2 separate regions of the Homo sapiens genome follow, and region 2 is linked to region 1. Evidence: chromatin contacts called from ENCODE Hi-C or POLR2A ChIA-PET data. All regions are on one chromosome and are shown on one strand. The core of a region is the stretch at or near the end of the contact, and the rest is flanking DNA. Distances in the headings are between cores, read along the strand shown.

Region 1 (6,997 bases), core at 1,318-3,817:
AGTTGCTTAGGAACATTTAATAGGGACTTAGAAACAAAAGCCATGTCTCGGGCAGCCAGGAGATGGTGGATCCCCACATTGTTGCCCCCCCGAGACCCAGGGCATATATACCATAGGGTTATGATAACATATTTATAGTGTTTACAGCACCACAGTTTTATGATACAGATTTACAGTGTTTATAATAACATATTTACAGTAAGTGTGTGCTCTTAACAGTAGATAAAAGTAGAAATCTTAAAGGCATTCCTGGAAGTGGGGTTAATCAGAAGTCAACATGACGCATTAGCACCCAGGAGGGAGTTGCTTTGGCCTCCAAGGTGGGATAGGGCACAGCTGTCAAAGGGTTGATGGGGAGGAGGCATTGAGGTCCCGCAGCCTGGCATGTCCTTTCCTTGAACACAGTACTTGGGACCCCACCCCAGTCATTTTATTTCCAAATTCTAAAACTTCAACTCTGTGTCACCAGATACAAGTTCAAGACACAGTGGTTTTTAGCAAGTCATCGTAATGGAGGGTACAGTGCTTTGTCCCTTTCCTGTAAATTCCATCGAGCCTGAGTCAGTTATATAGCCCACTCACTCCCATTTCAGAGTTCAGTCTCCAACCTTGCAGTCCAGCAGTGACATCCCTGTGACTGTGACCAACTCAGACCTTGAAAAGACTCCTTGATGACAAAGTCAAGGTAGCCATGAGGTGAAGGAAAATAACCCAAGAATGGAAAAACCCATTCTAGAAGGACAGGCGGTGGAACAGGGAATCCATACACACACAACAGGCCAAACAATGGTGGGAACGATGGTTACAGGACAGGATGTAAGTAGTATAAACCTTGACAATGTAAAAACACGAACTCACAAAATTTGGGAGGGGGAAGGAGCTAGGAAGTGGTGGTGAGCTCATTTCCTTATCCTAAATCGTAGGTTGTCAAGAGATGCCATCTATAGTTGAAACATGCTGAAAGAATGAATCCAGCTGCTTAATATTTTTCTTTCCTTTAGAGAAATAATTTAGAACCAGAAGAAGCAGCGTCATTATTTGCAGCTTGGTAATTTCTTTAGTTACATTTAAGTTGCCTTTTGTTCTGTTAAATTTAAGTATGGCACTTTTTCTAAAAAGAGTATGTATTGTATGAGCCCATTTTGGTTAAAAAAACTCCTTTGAATATGTGCGTAGAGAGATGTCTCCATCCATGTTTCCTGGGTGTCAGCCATGATTATTTCTGGGGTGCTGGATTTCCGGACCACTTGAAATTTTTGTTTTTGGTACTCTTCGGTGTTACTTGAATTTCTTATAATGAGCATGCACTATTTTTATCAGAGCAAAGCTTTTTTAAAAAATTAAAATACATGTCTGGAAAAGAGAGAGAGAAAAAAAAAACACGTGTTCCTTTGCCAGGCTTCTATCTCACTGGGATCCGTGGGGACCCTTCCCAGAGGGGCTGCTCAGAGCCCACCTCTGCAGGGTGAAGGGTGCGATTCATTTCCGCACCCCTCACCCTGGTGATGGGCGTAGTCGGGGGCCGGGGGTGCACAGGGGAGGGAAACTTGTGAGCAGATCCTGAAGGATGCACTTTGGAGCCCTGGGTTCTGGGCTGGTGAGGTCAGGAGGCCTTGATGTGAGGCCCACTGGGTCCAGGCTTTGTGCCTTCACTGTTTAGTTGGGTGACAGAGCCTCTATGGGCCTGTTTCCTCTTCTGTAAACTCAAGAAGTCATCCTTGGCTAGGGGCAGTGGTTCACGCCTGTAATCCCGGCACTTTGGGAGGCCGAGGCAGGTGGATCACCCGAGGTCAAGAGTTTGAGACCAGCCTGGCCAACATGGTGAAACGCTATCTCTACGAAAAATACAAAAATCAGCCAGGTGTGCTGGCACATGCCTGTAATCCCAGCTACTCGGGAGGCTGAGGCAGGAGAATCACTTGAACGCGGGAGGCGGAGGTTGCAGTGAGCGAAGATCACACCACTGCACTCCAGCCTGGGCGACGGAACGAGACTCTGTCTCGGAAAAAAAAAAAAAAAAAAAAAAGAAGTCCTCCATGCCCTGCCTCGTTTTCAGGTTGATGTGAGGGATGTGTGTGGTGCTGTCACAGGGTTCAGCCTGGGAGGCCACATGGATTCCTGGCTTCATGCAGGAATTCAAAAGTAAGCTGACAAAGTGATAGCAAGTTTATTAAGAAAGTAAATGAATAAAAAAGGGGCTACCCCAGCAGCACGGGCTGCTCGACTCAGTAGACTTATGGTTATTTCTTGATCATACGGTAAATAAGGAGTGGATTATTTATGAGTTTTCCAGGAATGGGGTGGGAATTTCCTGGAACTGAGGGTTCCTCTTCCTTTTCGACCATATAGGGTAATTTCCGTACGTTGCCATGGCACTTGTGAACTGTCACGCGCTGCTGGGAGTGTCTTTTAGCAACTAATGTATTATAGTTAGTGAATAATGAACAGTGAGGACAACCAGAGGTCACTTTCGTCATCATCTTGGTTTTGGCGGGTTCTGGCAGTTTCTTTATTGCATCCTGTTTTATCAGTGTGATCTTTGTGATCTGTATCTTGTGCCTATCTCCTGTCTCCTCCTGTGACTTTGAATGCCTAACCTCCGGGGAATGCAGCCCAGCAGGTCTCAGCCTCATTTTACCCACAGCCCCTGTTCAAGATGGAGTCACTCTGGTTTGAATGCTTCTGACGGTGCAGTGTCTGGTAGTCTGGGTGGTCACTAAGGATACTTATTACTCCATATCATACAATTCAATTCTAGCCAACACCACTGCCAGCCCAGTTCAAGGGCTAAAGTTGAGGGGGTCCGGGGCTCTCTGTCCTGTTCTGGGTCCTAAGAGCCACTCTTATAGTTGCAGCTCCACCTAGTGTCCACATGAGGACATAGCAGCATATAGCTGGTTTATTGTAAACCCCAATTTCCATACCTGCCTACCATACAGCTTTATTAGGTAAAATGGACCAAAAAGATCTTTTTTTATTTTTATTTTTAATTTTTTTTGAGACAGAGTCTCGCTCTGTCACCCAGGTTGGAGTGCAGTGGTGTGATCTCTGCTCACTGCAACCTCTGCCTGCTGGGTTCAAGCAATTCTCCTGCCTCAGCCTCCCCAGTAGCTGGAATGACAGACGCCCACCCGGATAATTTTTGTATTTTTGGTAGAGATGGGGTTTCACCATGTTGTCTAGGCTGGTCTCGAACTCCTGACCTCAGGTGATCCTCCGGCTTCAGCCTCCCAAAGTGCTGGGATTACAGTCATGAGCCACTGTGCCTGGCCCAAAATAAGATCTAAAATCATTCCTTCCAGATCGAAAATTTAGTATTTCAAAACAAGTATACAAATTCAGTACTTTTCAAGATTAAAGTATCCTGTGTTTGAAAAGATGGCACAGGAGGAGGGGTGAGGAGAAGGAGGGGTGTGGAGGAGGAGGGGTGAGGAGGAGGAGGGGTGAGGAGGAGGGGTGTGGAGGATGAGGAGGGGTGTGAAGGGGGAGGGGGAGGGGTGTGAAGGGGGAGGGATGTGGAGCAGGAGGGTTGAGGAGGAGGGATGTGGAGAGGAGAAGGGGTGAGGAGGAGGGGGGTGAGGCGGAGGAGGGGTGTGGAGGATGAGGAGGGGTGTGGAGGAGGAGGGGTGAGGGAGGTGTGAGGCGGAGGAGGGGTGTGGAGGAGGAGGGGTGTGGTGGAGGAGAAGGGGTGAGGGGGAGGGGTGTGGAGGAGGATTGTGGAGGAGGAGGGGTGTGGAGGAGGATTGAGGAGGAGGGGTGTGGAGGAGGATTGTGGAGGAGGAGGGGTGTGGAGGAGGATTGTGGAGGAGGAGGGGTGTGGAGGAGGATTGAGGAGGAGGGGTGTGGAGGAGGATTGAGGAGGAGGGGTGTGGAGGAGGATTGTGGAGGAGGAGGGGTGTGGAGGAGGATTGTGGAGGAGCAGTGGGTGTAGAGGTGGAGGAGGGCTGTGGAATTTGGAGGGGTGTGGAGGAGAAGGAGGGCTTTGGAGGAGGGGTTGGAGGAGGAGGGGTGTGGAATAAGAGGAGGATTGTGGAGGAGGAGGGGTGAGGAGGAGGGTTGAGGAGGAGGAGGATTGTAGAGGGGGAGTGGGTGTGGAGGAGTTGGGGTGTGCAGGAGGAGGAGAGGTGAGGAAGAGGAGGTGTTTGGAGGACACCTGGTCTCCAGCTCCATGGCGGTGATGGGGGCTGAGCTCCAAGAGAAGGAAGCTGCTGTCAACAGTTCGGAAGAATTTGCGGATTTTTCGAGCCCCTACTGTGTGCCAGGTGCTGGGGAAGTGGCATACAAGTAAACATGCCCCTGTGCTTGCAGAGTTTGGAGCCCTGTGGGGAAGCTGGATGTCAATTGCAGGTGGACCCGGATCTCCAGAAAACAAGGGGTGGGGTGGGCATGAGCACTGGCTGATAGGCAGGTGGGGAGAGGGCTAAGTATGAGGGTCGTCTGCTTGGAGGGCTGGAGAAGTTGGTTTGGGAGGTCGATGGAAAGAAGATGATGGTGGAGGGGGAGGATGATAGGAGACAGGCATGGCCTGGGTGGTAGAATATGCAGAAAAGCCTTACTGGAGCCAGAGAGGATTTCGGAGGGGAGAGAGTGGCCAAAGGGTCAGGATGCGGCTGACATCAGAGGGCCTTGGACAGAGGCAGGAGAGTAGGGAATCCTGGAGGGCTCCCTGGGGCTGCGGGCAGAAGGAGGCTGAGCAGGAGTGCTCCTCCAGGAGAGGCAGGACACAGGGCTGTGGCATGAGGGGTAGCCGGCGGGGAAAGGAGAGTTTTCTGTTTGTTCTGAGGAAGGAGACTGGGCATCTTCACAGGCTGATGGGGAGGTGCCATCAGAGAGGGCTAAGTAGAAGGCCCTAGAACATCAGCAAGTCCTTGCGGAAGGTCAGGTTGACGTGGAAACAGGACCTCGTAAGGCATAGGGACGCTGGGGAAGGCGCGACGGGCCATGGGACGGAATGGGGAGCAGCTGGGACACGGCGGGAGCTGGCCCAGGTGGCCTGGATGGGAGGCAAGAAGGCCTCATGTGGTCTGATGAGCCTTGAGGAGAGGAGGGCGTGGGTGCCCCACGTGGCAGGAGAGGGCTGGGTCAGCACAGCCTGGAAGTGCTGGTTCTTCCCGCAGGGCTCCCAGCAACAGAAAGCTCAGCCCGAGTGACGTGGTGGCAGGTCTTGAGGAGGAAGAGTGGCGTGGTGGCAGGAGAAGGGGCCTGGGGGTGCCACGGAGGCCACGAGCCAGGTGGGCCCGGGCAGAAGCAAGGGAAGCTAGGAGAGGACGGGCAGGCTGAGAAGAGGGGACACGGAAGAATTCTCAGTGCGGTCAAAGAACAGGGTGTGTGTAGACCAGAGTGGAAATGGGGGCTCAGGAAGTTAAAGTCAGAAACAGGATTTCCAGGTAGGATTTCAGGAGACAGTCACCTTTATGACAAGTGCTAGATGTGGCTGTTCGCGTTGAACCCTGCTGGGATGGGGGTCTGGGGAAGGGACAGGGCTAGAGGCCAACCCAGGACAGAGTATCTGGTGGAGGAAGGGCCGTGGGCAGGGGTGTGGAGCGGGTGCTGGCTGTGGGGGCAGGAGACCCAGCTGCCTCCAGCTAAGGGAACTGAGTGCCCCTTCACGTATCACAAGAAGGCCTGACCCACAGCTGGTACAGGGCCTGCCTTGCCAAGGCTCCAAATCCTAGCTGCAGGCTGAGCCGTGCAGGAGGCGGTGAGATTAAGGCTCCCCACCAACCCCTCACCCAAGTGAAGAAAAACACCACCAAATGCAGAGACAACCTCATTGTGATGCTTTTAATTACAAAAGATGTAAAATGATGCATTATAAAACTTGGAAGCAACTTTATACAAATTCCAATTTTTAAATATGGTTGAACAGGGTGCCCTGGGGGTTAGGACACTGGCAGGAAGTCTGATTAGTTGCTGGGATGGTCCCATCCATGAAGCACTGGACACATGCTGGGAACCATCTGTGCATAAATCAGAAGAGCCAACAAGAGTGGGAACAGGAAAGGTCTGCAAATACGCATATGGACTTGAAGATACAACACCAGCTCAGGTAATATACAGCAGGCGGAGGAGAAATGAAACAGGAGAAACAGGACAAAGGAGAATTCATGACATGATCAAGAAACCCCTTCTCCTAACCCCCTATGTCCTAAAACCCACAACCATACAGAAAGAAAAAATGGAAATGCAGACAGGTTTTTAGTTCTATGCTGTTTAACTGCTGTAAGTGAGAGTAGTACAATGGTCGATTTCTTGTGACAAAACTAAATAATGAAAAATAGTTTACTCTGAAGTATGCAGCTGCTTCAAATGCTGAGGACCACAACTGGTTTTGTTACAAAGGCCGCAGTGAGTGCAGGCTCACGTGCTGTGGGCCAGGGCGACCCTGCCCGTGGTGAGTCCTCCACACCTTCTAGGCAGAGTGGGTTGTACGATGCCCAAAACCTTTCACAAGAAAAGATCGGACTCACTCATAGACCTAAGGACAAATTGAATTCAGTGCTAAACCATATTGCCCCCAGTGTACACCCCCAATAAATCACTTCCCCGGAGGTCTGTTTTCACAAGTCACCTGGAGAACGCCTTTGGGGCAGTAGGGTTCACTGTGTAGGTCTTGGGGTCTCTGTTGCCAGGCAGGGTGGCTGCTGTGCAGACAAACTGAACTGGGACCCGGATATGACGATACCCATGGGTAAGGCACTATGTGAAGAGTGACTATGCTGAGACCTCTGTTTTATAAAAACACAATTCTTGAAACATCAGCACCATCGCCTGTTGAGAGTGAGATCAGGTTTGGAAGCCCTTTGACACAGGAGCTGGTTTCTTTTGGCACATGGGGTGCTGGGTAGCATTGCGACTGAAGGCTCTTTAACAAAAAGCCACCCCCTCTGAGATCTTGAGCACAAAGGGATCTGAAAGTGTAACTGGGAACAGGGCAGGCCAGCAGGCCCTTCCTGAGCTGGAAATCAGGCGAGGAGGACTCTGGTTTGATTTCCCA
Region 2 (6,537 bases), core at 223-2,722, 130 kb before region 1:
CCAGGAAGAGGGACTTCATCTGACTTGGGATCTGCCAGCATCTTGATCTTGGACTTCCTGGCTTTCAGAACCAAGAGAAATAAATTTCTGTTGTTTAAGCCACCCAGTCTACAGTATTCTGTCATAGCAGCCCAAGCTAATATCAAGTAGTTTTTGTTTTGTTTTGTTTTGTTTTTTTTTGAGACAGAGTCTCACTCTGTCGCCCAGGCTGGAGTGCAGTGGCACAATCTTGGCTCACTACAACCTCTGCCTGCTGGGTTCAAGCCATTCTCCTGCCTCAGCCTCCCAAGTAGCTGGGATTATGGATGCCCACCATCGCGCCCAGCTAATTTTTGTATTTTTAGTAGAGACAGAGTTTCACCATGTTGGCCAGGCTGGTCTCGAACTCCTGACCTCAAGCAATCCACTTGCCTTGGCCTCCCAAAGTGCTGGGATTACAGGCATGAGCCACCGGGCCCAGCCTACCAAGTAGTCTTAAGTTGAATATTGTCGCTAGCAGCTTACACAATAGAACACTGAAATGGAAGTAAGGCTAAGGGTTAAAGAAAAGAATGGTGATAAAGAGGGAATGTTTATGGGACTAGATGACAAAAAATTAGGATTGTGGAAGAGAAAACATATAGAAAGACAAAGTAAGTCAGGAGCCCAGTCTCTTGACTCCAAGATGAGGCTGACTAAAAGCAGAGATGGTTAGAACATTATTTAAAATATTAAGGAAATCACACAGGAAATATACGTATTTTTAGGCCATCAATGTTCCCAAATTTTGACCAGGTACTCAAGCTCATCCAACCCGCAGCCCACGGGCCACATGCAGCCCAGGATGGTTTTGAATGTGGTCCAACACAAATTCATAAGCTCTCTTAAAACAGTGAGATTTTTTATGATTCTTTTATAAAGCTCATCAGCTATTGTTACTGTTAGTGTATTATTATTTTTTTGAGAGGGAGTCTCGCGCTTGTCACCCAGGCTGGAGTGCAAGGGTGCGATCTTGGCTCACTGCAACCTCTACCTCCTGGGTTCAAGCAATTCTCCTGCCTCAGCCTCCTGAATAGCTGGAATTACAGGTGCCCGCCACCACACCCAGCTCATTTTTGTTATTTTTAGTAGAGATGGGGTTTCACCATGTTGGCCAGGCTGGTCTCAAACTCCTGACCTCAGGTGATCTGCCCACCTTGGCCTCTCAAAGTGCTGGGATTACAGGTGTGAGCCACCATACCCGGCCAGTTAGTGTATTTTATGTGTGGTCCAAGACAATCGTTCTTCTTCTAGTATGGCCCAGGGAAGCCAAAAGATTGGACACCCCAGGATACATAAAAAGCTAACTGCAGGACAGCAGAAGGAGTTAAAGCCCTACTGATTACAGTCACTTTATTTTTGTTCTTGGCCCCAAATAAAATGTGGCTGACTCTGAGACAGATGTGCTCCTCCTCTTCCTCTGGTCTACTATTCTTGCCCCATTTCCTCCCGCCCACTTCCTCAGTGAGCTTGTTCTCTCCATTATCTCCTCTCTTGTCTTTTCAGTCTGTTCTGTGAATCTTAAACAAATTCAGACCCTCAATTTTCACATCCCTTGGTTTCCCATGGGGGATTGGTTCTAGGGCCTCCTCGGATACCTAAATCCAAGGATGCTCAAGTCCCTGATATAAAATGGTGTAGTATATGTATATAACCTATGCACATCCTCCTGCACACTTTAAACCATCTCTAGATTACTTATAATACTCAATACAATGTATTAAATAAATGCCATGTAAATAGTTGCTACACTGTACTGTCAGTAACTATGTGACATTTTTCTTCTGTCCTGGCGGGAGGATACAGCAGAGTATGCCTACACATCACTTCATTCATGTGGACACAGCATAGCGCTTGGTGCTCAGCAAATTCAAATCTTGCTTTTTGAAACTTTCAGAAACTATTTTTCTTTCAAATGTTTTTGATATACAGTTGGGTGAATCTGCAGATGCAGAAACTGCAGATAGGAAGGGCTGGCTGTCCTTTTTCATAAGACTGATCTGAGAATGCTCCCACAGACAAGAAATTCTGGCCAGGGGTGGTGGCTCACATCAATAATCTCAACATTTTGGAAGGCCAAGGCAGGAGGATCACTTGAGCCCAGGAATTCAAGACCAGTTGGGCAACAAAGTGAGACCCTCGTCTCTAATTAGAAAAAAGACATCCTGGACGGGCGCGGTGGCTCACGCCTGTAATCCCAGCACTTTGGGAGGCCAAGGCGGGCAGATCATGAGATCTGGAGTTTGAAACCAGCCTAACCAACATGGTGAAACCCTGTCTCTACTAAAAATACAAAAACTAGCCAGGCATGGTGGCACGTGCCTGTAATTCCAGCTACTCAGGAGGCTGAGGCAGGAGAATCGCTTGAACCTGAGAGGCGGAGGTTGCAGTGAGCCGACATCACACCACTGCACTCCAGCCTGGGCGAAGAGTGAGACTCTGTCTAAAAAGAAAAAAAAAAAAAAAAAGACATCCTGCTTGTTTCGCCTTTCCCATTTTTCCCTTTTACGATTGCCTCACTTCCTGAAAACAAACAAACCAATCCTACTTTTCATCCATTCTGAATTTTACCACTGTGCACTGTTCCAGGATGTAAAAACCTCCAGGACACCAAACAAAGCAAACTGAAAAATAGTATGAGTGTAGGTGAAATTTTCTTTAATTAAAGCACTAGAAATCCTTGGTAGGAGGGCCTCATATCTTTCGGTGTTTTACTTATTTCTGTTAAGGGTGAAGAATAACTAGGAACAAAGTATTTTGGTCCTTATTAGGATGTTCTGATTTCAGATATACTGAGAATAAGGTGGTGGGAATGAAGATGACCTTCACTTTATGATGTTGTTTCTTTCATCTCTATAATCACAGAATGCATTACCCTGAAAGTCTTTGAGACTACCGTTAAACAATACTTTGATACCACCACTCTTATGACAGCATTTCTTTGCAAAAAACTCCTAGAGTCCTTTTAGTGCTTGAAAAGGCAGAATGTGTAGCAGATTGTGGCAAAAAAGGTAGTAGATTAAAGAATTGTCTAGGAATACAAATGATGAAGAAAATCTTAAAATGCATTTGAGTTGATTTGGGCTTAAGTTGGAAACGGTGCATGAGTCTCTCCACCGATAGGAATGCTATGGTGACTGGGCATAACAATGGCCTTATTGCTTTTTCCCACATTAAAAAAATATATTTATTTTCAGAAAAGTGTTTTATTAATTTAAAAAAATCTTTGGGTCAAAAAGAGAGACAAAAACAAGTGTTGGTGAGGATATGAAAAAATTAGAACCCTCATACATCGCTAGTGAAAATGTAAAATGGCACAGCCACTTTGGAAAACAGTGCGACAGTTCTTTAAAACGTTAAACATAGGCTGGGCACGGTGGCTCATGCCTGTAATTCCAGCACTTTGGGAGGCTGAGTTGGGCGGATCATGAGGTCAGGAGTTCAAGACCAGCCTGGCCAATATGGGGAAACCCCCATCTCTACTAAAAATACGAAAATTAGCTGGGCGTGGTGGCGCACACCTGTAGTCTCAGCTACTCAGGAAGCTGAGGCAGAAGAATCACTTGAACCTGGGAGGTGGAGGTTGCAGTGAGCCAAGATCGCACCACTGCACTCCAGCCTGGGCTACAGAGTGAGACTCCGTCTCAAAAAAAAAAAAAAGAAAGGGTTAAACATAGAGTTTCTATATGACCCAATAATTTCACTCCTGGGCATATACCTAAGAGAAATGAAAACATATGTCCACACAAAAATTTATACATGTATGATTATACCAGCATTATTCATAATAGTAAAAAATAAAAATGGAAACAACCCAATATCAACTGATGAATAAAATGTCGTAGACGTCTACAATGGAATATTATTCACCAATAAACCGTGAAAACATTATGCTAAGTAGACAGTCACAAAAAAGATCACATATTGGATGATTCTATTTACACGAGATACCCAGAGTAGGCAAATCTATACATAGAAAGCAGATTAGTGGTTGCCTAGGGCTGGCAGGATGGGGATGTGAGGGGAAAAGGAGATTGAACTGCAATGGGCATGGGTGTTTTTGGAGGGTGATGAAATGTTCTAAAACTCTGGCAATGGTTGTACAATTCTGAATATACTAAAAACTTTGAATTGTACTTTTTAAATATGGGAATTGTATGGTATGTGGATTATACCGCAACAAAGCTGTTACTAAAAACATCTGGCACATAATCTGAATTTCTTAAAATTTGTAGACACAATTGAAAAAGCTCAGAACTGTTTACCAGTTAATTTAGTCAAACAAATTACTTTTACTAAAAATAATAAAAATGACATGAGATTAGAACATAAAGTTGTAGATCATGAATCCAATTAAAACCAAGACAACTATCTCTACTGCAAAAGGACTGTGGGTAACTAACTGAAAGCAATATTTACACAATTTGTTATAATGAAAAAGTTAATAGACCCTTGGAGTTTATTACATGTAACAAATCTTACTCTGCCTGTTGGAAAATAAGATGTTTGGAATTACCAAATACCTAGTTACAGACAGTTCCCATCAATTGATAAATGGATAAATAAAATGCAAAATACTGATACACTGCAATATTATTCAGCTATAAAAATGAATGAAGTACTTACTGACCAATGCTACAACATGGATGACCCTTGAAAACTACGCTCAGTGAAAGAAGCCGGGCACAAACAAGAGGGAGAAGATGCGGAGCAGCTGCTAATGGGTACCAGGTTTCTCGCTGGGGTGATAAAAATGCTGTAAACTTAGATATTGGGGATGGTTGTACAATTCTGTGAAAATACAGAAAAAAAGCAACCCACTAAATTGTACCCTTTAAATGGATGAATTTTATAGTGTGTGAATTACATTTTAATAAAGTTTTCTTAAAAGTTAGATTCTACTGTTTCTTGTCTAAGGTTCTGCTGGATATTACCATTAAAATGGTAAATATTATCCTGTTTGGGGTGTCAAACTCATGTCTTTTCAAAGTGTTGTGTGAGGAAACAAAGTCAATTAGAGCTCAGCTTGTTGCTTTTGGAATTGACAATAGTTGTCATGGGATGTGTACTAAATAGTTTATGTGAATTGAAAAATGAGGCCAGGTGCAGTGGCTCACGCCTCTAATCCCAGCACTTTCAGAGGCCGAGGCGGGCAGATCACCTGAGGTCAGGAGTTTAAGACCAGCCTGCGCAATATGGTGAAACCCTGTCTCTACCAGAAATACAAAAAATTAGCTGGGCATGGTGGCGGGCGCCTGTAATCCCAGCTACTTGGGAGGCTGAGGCAGGAGAATCACTTGAATCCCGGAGGTGGAGGTTGCGGTGAGCTACTGTACTCCAGCCTGGGCAACAAGAGTGAAACTCCATTCCCCCCACCCCCCTCAAAAAAGAAAAGGAAAATGAAGCCAGCCAGGCATGGTAGTATGTGCCTGTAGTCCCAGCTACTCAGGAGGCTAGGGCAGGAACATCACTTAAGCCCAGGAGTTCAAGACCAGCCTGGGCAACATAGTGAGAGTAAGACCCCATCTCCAAAACAAAAACAAAAACAAAACAAAACAAAACAAAACCCACAAAGAAAAGAAGTCTAATTTAGCAATAAAGACTGGCTTTACCAATTAGGTTATATGGTGGTCATTTCCCATTTTTGGAAAGAGCTAATCTATAGCCACAGTTTTGACAAAACTCTATTTAAAAGTATGTCACACAATATGGTTGGGAATGGTGGCTCACGCCTGTAATCCCAGCACTTTGGGAGGCCGGGGCAGGCAGATCCTTTGAGCTCAGGAGTTCGAGACCAGTCTGGGCAACATGGTGAAACTCCGTCTCTACGAAAAAAACAACACAAACAAAAAACATAAAAATTAGCCAGGCATGGTGGTGCACGCCTGTAGTCCTGGCTACTTGGCGGGTTGAGGCAGGAGGATAAATTGAGCCTGGGAGGCAGAGGTTGCAGTGAGCCGAGATCGCACCACTGTACTTATTCCATCCTGGGTGAAAGATTGGGACTCTGTCTCAAAAAACAACAACAAAAAAGTTATTAGAAAAGCGTATCACACAATAAAAGTATTTTGTCAAAAATATCATATTGGAAAGGTATACTGAAACTAACAGTATTTTGATTTCCCCAACTCTTCCATACATATTGGATACAGGGAACAAGATTCTTGTTGAAAGAATAATAAGACTACTTAATAGTCATTAGGTAAGTATTGGTAAAGCTTTTTTTTAGGGTATTTTTCCTAGAAAAAGTAAAGTGAATAACGATTGATCTTGCTTATTTTCCCAGAGAGTTTCCAATTCTTTGCTTACCACAAATTTGAAAGACCTAATTGAGTTGTCAATTGACAGATAATTAAAAATAATTTTTGATGACTGATCATTACGTAATCTTGGCATATACATCAGAAGGAATTCAAATAATTGTTACAGCTACAAAAAATGCCTTCCATTCCCATCTACATGTTTATGTGAGCAATATTTCTTAGTGCTTACATCCATAAAAATAAGAAATATAAATGG

Evidence for each region. A loop is a pair of places that touch in the nucleus more often than their neighbours do. ChIA-PET counts read pairs that join two places held with the same protein, here RNA polymerase II (POLR2A). Pooled maps may share reads with other maps.
Region 2: a map of right cardiac atrium shows a loop between it and region 1 (3-fold over the local background). The contact joins two enhancer-like sites. A Hi-C loop is called at or near these places in 5 of 168 maps with a recorded cell type or tissue (CD14-positive monocyte, CD8-positive, alpha-beta T cell, PC-9 and 2 more), 12 of 37 single-sample maps with no recorded cell type and 8 of 50 pooled maps. POLR2A ChIA-PET finds 5 or more read pairs at or near these places in 7 of 52 experiments (B cell, GM10248, GM12878 and 4 more).

The regions. Positions count from the first base shown.
Region 1 is chr15:90,644,106-90,651,102 of GRCh38, reverse strand. The region is part of intron 2 of CRTC3-AS1 (CRTC3 antisense RNA 1); the gene reads left to right. CRTC3 (CREB regulated transcription coactivator 3) reads right to left here. Exons shown (of 15, transcript NM_022769.5): 15 at 5,758-6,997. Among named protein-coding and RNA genes, the nearest start is that of LINC01585, 13 kb to the left of the region's middle. RefSeq lists a silencer at 4,316-4,499. Within about 2 kb of position 2,567, at least 28 of the 41 ENCODE cell types and tissues checked have a DNase peak (open chromatin) inside an H3K27ac peak, as active enhancers do.
Region 2 is chr15:90,776,031-90,782,567 of GRCh38, reverse strand. All of the region lies in intron 12 of BLM (BLM RecQ like helicase), which reads right to left. Among named protein-coding and RNA genes, the nearest start is that of BLM, 62 kb to the right of the region's middle. Within about 2 kb of position 1,472, at least 3 of the 41 ENCODE cell types and tissues checked have a DNase peak (open chromatin) inside an H3K27ac peak, as active enhancers do.